2 separate regions of the Homo sapiens genome follow, and region 1 is linked to region 2. Evidence: read pairs that join two places in POLR2A ChIA-PET (ENCODE). Cell type or tissue: Caco-2. All regions are shown on one strand. Region 1 overlaps TBC1D14 (TBC1 domain family member 14). Region 2 has its middle 17 kb from the start of BLOC1S4.

What was found. Peaks named below come from ENCODE experiments on the same cell type or tissue, not always from the same donor. Only the 100,000 strongest peaks of a DNase experiment are listed, where the experiment ranks them.
Region 1: POLR2A ChIA-PET joins it to region 2 with 20 read pairs; 2 of 35 experiments call an interaction of 5 or more read pairs at or near these places.

What each region holds. Positions count from the first base shown.
Region 1 is chr4:6,925,469-6,929,468 of GRCh38, reverse strand. All of the region lies in intron 2 of TBC1D14 (TBC1 domain family member 14), which reads right to left. Among named protein-coding and RNA genes, the nearest start is that of TBC1D14, 18 kb to the right of the region's middle. In Caco-2, no CTCF peak of the experiment used is centred here; no DNase peak of the experiment used is centred here.
Region 2 is chr4:6,731,260-6,735,259 of GRCh38, reverse strand. No RefSeq gene overlaps it. Among named protein-coding and RNA genes, the nearest start is that of BLOC1S4, 17 kb to the right of the region's middle. RefSeq lists enhancers at 484-778, 1,610-2,516, 1,928-3,127. In Caco-2, no CTCF peak of the experiment used is centred here; a DNase peak (open chromatin) is centred at 2,460.

The DNA of each region.
Region 1 (4,000 bases), 190 kb before region 2:
CCCTGTTACTTCTTTCTGAGCTGTCAACGGGCTTTGCTGCTTTGTTCACATCTCTCTCCAGATCCTCATCACACAGTAGAGGGACTGACCCAGTGGCCTCCAGCACTAGTCTGCCCACCTTCGAATCTTCTTGCTTCCTTACTCCCTGACAACTGCAGCCCAACACCTTGATTAGAATGGTCCTTTCATCGCCGCAACTCTAATGTAAAGTACGTACCCCTCAGCTCATTCTGCAAACAAGGACACTAAGCCCCAGAGAGACTGAGCACCTGCCTTACCGAGGACCACACACCAGCAAACAGTGACATCAAGAGACCACCACCCAGCACTCCCTCTCAGGATCACAGCAACATACAAGCTCATACACACCAGCAGCAATGCAGGTCCATAGCAGGTGCCATCTGTATATCCATAATGCCAGGGCAAAGTCACCAGCAATATTAACAAACTGTTTGCACAGAAAAGGCATAGTTACAATGTTCCATCTCAGGTCACTAGAGCTAATTCTAAGATGGCCAAAGCAGGAGTAAATTACAGTCAGGCAACATAAAAACATAGACTAGACATTAACATGCTGCGATGTGCCCAGTGCGTCCCATGTATGTACATTTCCTCCCCATTTAATCCCAACAACCCTCAGAAGCATGAACTTGTTCCTATTTCCCTGTATCCTTGGACAAACCACTTAACCACCCCTTGCCTCAGTTTCCTCACATGTAAATGAAAACTCACGGTACTTACTTGAATTAGTCAGCTTTCAGTGCAGGATACAGAAACCCAGCTAATTTTTGTATTTTTAGTAGAAATGAGGTTTCACCATGTTGGCCAGGTTGGTCTCAAACTCCTGACTTCAGGTGATCTGCCCACCTCAGCCTCCCAAAGTGCTGGGATTACAGGCATGAGCCACCGCACCCGGCCCCCTCATATTAACTGTTTACAAGAGGTGCCATTACCCCATGTCACTCAAGTACACACTGGCGATCGCAGGGGCTAAGTGACCTCCTCAAGATCACACAGTACAAAAATGGCAGAACTGAGGTTCAAACTTGGGTCAGAGCAGCCCCTGCTCTCAACCACCAATATTCTTCTCTGCCTGTGAATTACACTTGGTGCCAGGGTGAACCAGACACAGGCTCTGCCCCCAAGGAGCTCCCAGCCAGGTCGGGAAGTGGTCCGGAAAAATCCATCATTCCAGTTCTTTAAACACAGCCAGGTGCCCCCACCTCCCAGCCTGCCACAAGCTGTTCCCTCTGCCCCACACCTTCACTGGGCAAGCTCCTGATCCTTCAATGCAGTTCAAACACTTCTCCTTAGCAAAGGGCACTCAGATTATCTGAGAGATCCGTAAAGGGGCTACACAAGAGACGATGTACTTGGTCAAATCTAATTCTCAACTTCCAGACCAATGTGGATTAGGAGATTAAACCCCTGGCTTCACAAAGCCCAACCCTATCTTCTGTGGAAAATAAACCCACCACAAGCATGTTACTGACTTTCTCTTACACTTGCTGTCTGGGTTTCTAAATAAATACTGTTAATCTACACTGGGCTCATATGATCCCTTAACATGGTCCCACTCTTCTACACAAATGAAAATCGTCCTCAAATTACATTAGTAAATTTCCTTCAAAGAAGCAAATCCCAACACTTATTCTCAAAGGCTGGGTGATTCTGTCAGCCCCTCCCTGGGGTATCTGGCAATGTCTGGAGACATTTTTGGCTCTCACAACTTGGGGAGTGCTGCTGGCATCCCGTGGGTCGGAGCCAGGGAAGCTGTAAGGCATCCTCCAATGCACAGGACAGCCGCCCACAACAAAGACGCATCTACCCCAAAACATCGGCCAGTGGGAGAGACCCTGCTCTTGACTTCAGCAAGAGCTTGACTGAAGCAAGCACAATATGGGAGTGAGAACTAGAGAAAGCTTTAGAAAAAGTATTTTTTAGAAATGATAATGTTTCTGTTAGAACCACAGAAAGCTACTACTTCCGGAGTGCCAAGAAGTTAAATGCTCTATTTGATCTCTAACCTTATACAGTAGTTTTATCCCCTACTTAAGGCTCAGAGAGGTAACTTGCCCAAGGCCCACAGCGATTAAATAGGAGGACTCACGAGAAACCCAGCCAGCATGAACTCCTGAACCAGCACTCTCGGCTGCGGTGCCACCCCCTCCCCACCCACAGTAACAGCACTTGTGCCCGCCCCCATAGCCCGTGAAATGCCTTATCTGTCTGCCCCATCAGACTATGAGCGCCATAAGGGGAGGGACTCTCTCTAAAGCTCAGGCTGGAGTCTGGGACAGAAGTGCTCATTACAGTGTGGGTGAAGGACAAATGCAAGCCGGGCCTGCGCTTCTGGGAGGCTGTGGTCAGGCTTGGCCAGCCCTCCTGTCACTCCCCTGCTCCCACCTCATCAAGCAGCCAAGGTCATCCCTGCCCGTCTCCACCCTTCCCTCCGAGCATGTTCTCCTAGACTACACTGTTCACACGTCCTTCCATAACCCAGAGACTGATTCACTGAGGACAAGGAAACCAGAAGGCAAGAGAGTGAGGGGACAAAGTGGGGAAACAGGATGGCTCAGAAGCCAGGGCTGGGAACCCCAGAGGACCAGCTCTAGCCCCAGCCCTGCCCTCAGCAAAGACTCACGATGCCCACAGTCCTCTGGGTACCTGCTGTGGGCCAGGCCCTGGGCTGAATTGATGAACATTCACTGTAACTCCATTTACTCACCTGTAAAATGTTTAGTGAGCTCTAAAGATTCTGGCACAGAAACCCTTTCCCCTCAAAGGAACTCTACATGGAAACTCTTCTCTAACATTTTTAAGACTCTAGGACAAAAGAACCCTAGACTCTGCCCATGTCATCACTTGTTTTAAGTCATTTTTCATTATATTCCATTATCTTCCCAAAGGTAGTTCAGAGAGGCTCACAATAACAATGTCACAGCCATCACAACGAGGATAAGGAACCAAGGAATAAAAGAAGAGACACTTGTTTCCTGCAGCACAAAGCTGAGTATGACTTCCAAGAAACGGTAGCTTTAGAAATGATCTAGAAATTGCATAACCAACGATGCTTCCTTTCAAAGGGGAAGAGAATCCAATATACACAGCTCAGTCAGCTGAATCACAACGGCGGCAGAAAGAGCAACGTGGCCATGATCGCCACAAGCAACTCATACTTAAAAGTTTACTACGTGTCTGGATCTGCATTAAATTTCTCACATGCTAACCCATTTTAATCCCCACTGCCACGGAAGGAAGGGCTCATTATCCCCACTTCTCAGGTGAGGCAGCGGAGACAGAACGTGCGAGGACAAAGGTGAGCGTGTGGCGTTCGTCAACAGCATAATGGGCACACGGGCCACGCTCCTCCGCGCACGGTTCTAGGGGTGAGAAAACTGACTGGGAGGTGAAGGAACTTGTTCAAGGGCACAGAGCTGGACATGGCACAGGTCGGTTGAATTCCAAAGCCACACTCCTTCCACCATGCTGTTTCCCGGCCAAACCCATTTCAAGCAAGGTTTCCCACATTTCTGAAAACCCATCCTCAGGCCCTTCTCGCTGAGCTTCTGATTCTGTATGTCTGGATGGATCCTGAGGTCCGCGTGGAACGGGTACCAGGTGTTGTTCATAAGCAGGGACAGTTGAACACACTCGTCTGAGCACGGGGAAGTTCCGCCACACAAATCTAACCACAGCAACACCGCGATATGGCTACAGCCTCAGAAGGGATAGTGACAAGATCTCCCCCAAAGTTCCCAGGTTCCTCCCACTGAGGGCAATCGCTGAGTTACTGCATTCTGAGACCAGGAACTGTGCTCATGGTACCAAGATACCTATCTGTCAGCACATTCGAGAAGAAAGTTTCCCGACAAAACCACAGACCACACCACAGATCATCTCACTCAGGACTGGCCTTAGGCTGGTCCGAGATGATCCCCTTTAGTTGATGAAGCAACTAAGGCAGTGGTAATGTGTTGGCCACAGTCAGAGTCGCCAG
Region 2 (4,000 bases):
TTTGACATCTCTTAAATGTCTCCGGAGTCTACAGTGTGCCGGGCACTTCCTGGCCATCTTGCTTGATCCTTGAGACAACTCCAACAGAAAACATTATGATCCTCGTTTTACGGATAGTAAACCTTGGGCTCACAAAGGTTAAGTGACGTGCCCAAGGTCATAGAGCTAGAAGTATGATCTGAACCAGGTCTGCTAATGCCTACGCCTTTTCCAGTCTGAGGGATCTTCATTGACTCTGGAAGATACCCAGGAGTGAACCTTCTTGGGAGTTTGGTAGTGAACTCCCTGTCTCTGGAGGTGAACAAGGAGAGACTGGGTCATGACAGAACGTGGATGCAGCAGAGCTGTCCCATGCATCGGGCAAGGGCTTAGACTGGAGAACTCTACGATCCCTTCCAGCTCTGAAAGATTTGATTGTAATTGAGGGCCAGAGAAGACACGTGACTTGCTCCAAGTCACGCAGCTGAAACCCAGGTCTCCTGATTGCTGACTGAAAATCTGAGAAAGAGGGATGGTACACGGCAGGTACGCAGCTAATGTATGGAATCAGTTGAGGACCCTGGAGACACAACTGTGAATGTATTCATTCAGTCAATGAGTAGTTGGCTGAGTTGTCTGAGTCATCACCACGTGTGAGACCCGGAAGATGTGCACCTCTGCGGGCGGACAGTGAAGGGAGCACGTTCCTAATGGAGGGAACAGCTCTTGTCAAGGCTTGGGGTGGGCGCAGGAGGCAAGGCAGAGGGCGGCTGGGTGAGGCCAGGGTCAGCAGCTGTGACATCTGGTTGATGATTTGGGTCTTGTCCCAAGGCTGGTGCCCTGACCCTTTGTGGCCATGGCCTTCTGAGACTCTATTGTGTGAGGAGCAGAGTGTGAAATGAGGTTGGGGAGGGGGACAAAGAAGCCTCAAGGAAGGAGCGTCACCAACGTGGCACGTTTCAAACTGGTGGGATTCTCATCCCCCGCTTCATGGACCTCCTTGTCTTCTGGGATTTCCTACCTCGTGGAGGCTGAGCAATTCTATCACCCTGAAACAGAACAAGCCGACACCACAGATGAGGAAGGGCGGTCCTCTCTCCCAATCCACACCCACACATGGTGTCCTCCACCTCCTCCCCTCATCCCCTCCTTCCGTCCTTTGCTCGCTGGAGCTGCTGTTACACGGGGCTCCTGCCTCAGGGCCTTTGCAGGGGCTGTTCCCCCACCTGGAAAGTTCTTCCTGCAGAAACCGTCATGGCTTGTGCCCTCACCTCATTCCTCTCTGTGTTCAGAGGTCACCTGCTCGGGCTGGTCCTTTCTGGGTCCCCTCTAAAATTCCCATCCCCGTCGCTTCCTAGTCCCTTGCTCTGCTCAACTCTTTTCTCATTGGCACCGATCCCTCTCCGATCCCTGCTCCGCAATCACTATTTACTCCCCATGTGCGTTTGATCATTTGTGACTCTTGTTGATGATCCCGCCCTCTGGAAGTAAGGACGATGGGGCAGGATTCTGTTTGCTTTGGTCATGGCTCTGTCTCCCGCCCTGGGGCAGGACCTTGTACACAGCAAGCACTCGGCAAATATTTGTTGCACAAATGAGTGGGTTTCACACGTGAGTTTTGCAGAGGGAAAGCCCAAATTCACCCGCTCTGACCCCTGAACTCCAGCCTGCTCTCAGGAGAAGCAAATTCTCCGCGTGCTCTCAAGCTGTCCTGTCCGTGTGTATATGTGCGTCGGAGGGCCAGGTGGGCTTTCCCCCAGCAGCGGCAGGCAGGAGGCGTCCTCTTCTTCAAGGCTCCAGGGCCACCTCCTCTGAGGTTTGGTGAGCACAGAGGGAACCCCGTGTGCACCGGGCTGACCGCACACTGCCACTCACTGAACTCCCCTGGAGATCCCAGCAGGTGGCCAGAGGGGAGACTGAGGCCTAGAGAGGGTAAGACACCTGCCCAGGGCCACCCTGTTAGAAACTGGCAGGGCCAGGACTGGGCCTCAGGTCCGTCTGGGGACCCTCCTGCCCACCCTGTGCTGGTCTTCAACGGGCCGGTTTTTCAGGGAGTCCTGTGGCATCACCCAGCAGCTTGCTGGTTCTGAGGAGTGTGACGTCTCTCCAGAGAGGTCTGGGGGCCCAGTGCAAAGATCACAGGCCTGCACCACCCTACGTGTGCGTGACCCCAAGCAGGTCAGCCTCTCTGGGCCTCAGTTTCCTCAGCTGTGAAATGAAGGACTTGGCTGGGCTGACTTTCAGTTCCTGTTTGGTTCTGAGCATCCTAGCTTTTTCCCATGCCCGAGGCTTCCCTGAGAAGGAGGCACTTTTCCAACAGGTTGACTGTACCTGGCTCCCTGGGCCAGGAGCTGGAGGCTTTAAAAGCAAAATAAGAACTTGGTGAGTCCTCCCGGGCTGCTCCCGCCTGCCTTCCTGCGGCCTGGCCACTGCGGGCTGCCTGGAGAGCTCCCAGCCATCAGCCCACGCCCAGCTGCAAGAACAGCTGAGTCACCCTGACGGGGCCAGTCACCCTGAGATCCAAGCAGGCCTCAGCAGAGCCGAGTGACCACCTGGGCTGGCCCAATTCGGTGCTTGGCTCTCTGGAAGGGCACCTTCATGAGAAGCCACTAGGTCAGACAGGGCCCCCCGTCCCCAGCACTGGGGAGAAACCACAGCGGCAGCCCCTCAGGATGCAGAGAGACCTGGGGGTCCCCTCGGGGTCCCTTCTGGTTACCAGCACTTTAGGCTTAAGCAGAAAGTGTCGTGGGCCCTTGTTTCTTAGGTTTGATGTCAAGAAAGCAGAAGGTGGATTTGGAGCGTAATATCTGGAGATCCATGAACCGGGAGGATCAGAGATCCTACCCATGATCCTACCCATGGGCGCGGTGGCTGATGCCTGTATTCCCAGCACTTTGGGAGGCCAAGGCAGGTGGATCACTTGAGGTCAGGAGTTCAAGACCAGCCTGGTCAACATGGTGAAACCCTGTCTCTGCTAAAAATACAAAAATTCGTAGGGCGTGGTGGCATGCGCCTGTAATCCCAGCTATTCTGGAGGCTGAGGTGAGAATCGCTTGGACCCAGGAGATGGAAGTTGCAGTGAGCCAAGATCGTACCATTGCACTCCAGCCTGGGTGACAGAGTGAGACTCCATCTAAAAAAAAAGAAAGAAAAGGAAAGGAAAGAAAAGAAAAGAAAAGAGATCCCACCTGTGCACCCATTGAAGACCAGTGCACCGTGTGCATGGGGGCCCCCAGACAGGCCTGCGGCTGAGTCCTGGCCCTGCCACCTTCTAACAGGGTGTCCCTGGGCAGGTGTCTTACCCTCTCTGTGCCTCAGCAGGAGAAGTCATAATAACAGAAATAATGGCGATGTTGCCTGGCCAGTGAGCCCTGTGCCCTCCTGGCCATCCCCGTCTCTTGATCTCTCCCTGACTCTGTCTGCAGGGTACCCCCTCTGCAGAAGGCCTCCCTCACCCTCCCCTGCCTCACTGGGTCTGTGCTCCCATCACTGCCCGCGCCCTTAAACCCGGGACCCTCTTTACCGTTCCACCTTCACTAGCACGGCGGGTCCCTGAAAGCAGCCCCTGCTCTGCACCCCGTTCTTTTCTCGGGGCCTGTGGCAGTGCCTGCACGCCAGCTGAACTCGGCAGACATAACTGAGCACAGAAAGTGTCCTGTGCAGTAAGTTTACTTTCAACAATTTTTCAGAGAGGTGTGTAACTTCTCCAAGAGTACACAGCCGGAAAAAGGCAGAATTTGAACTGGCCTCCTCCTAGGAGTTGGCTCTTCTTGTTCCATGAATCTCAGAGCCAGCTGCACATGAGGAGAGGCGCCTGTGTGTGCTTCTGTCTGTGGGACGGGGCGGCTACAGGCATGAGCTCCAGGGGCAGGGACCCTGAACTGGCGAATACCGTGCTGTCATTGTGGAACCAGAGGGTGAGAGCCCCTTGTCTCTCCCAAAGGGTCCCCTTCCTCCTCTAGGCAACCCTAACATCTTGTACAAAATGCTACCAGTAAGCGCAGTGGGGAGGCTATAATTA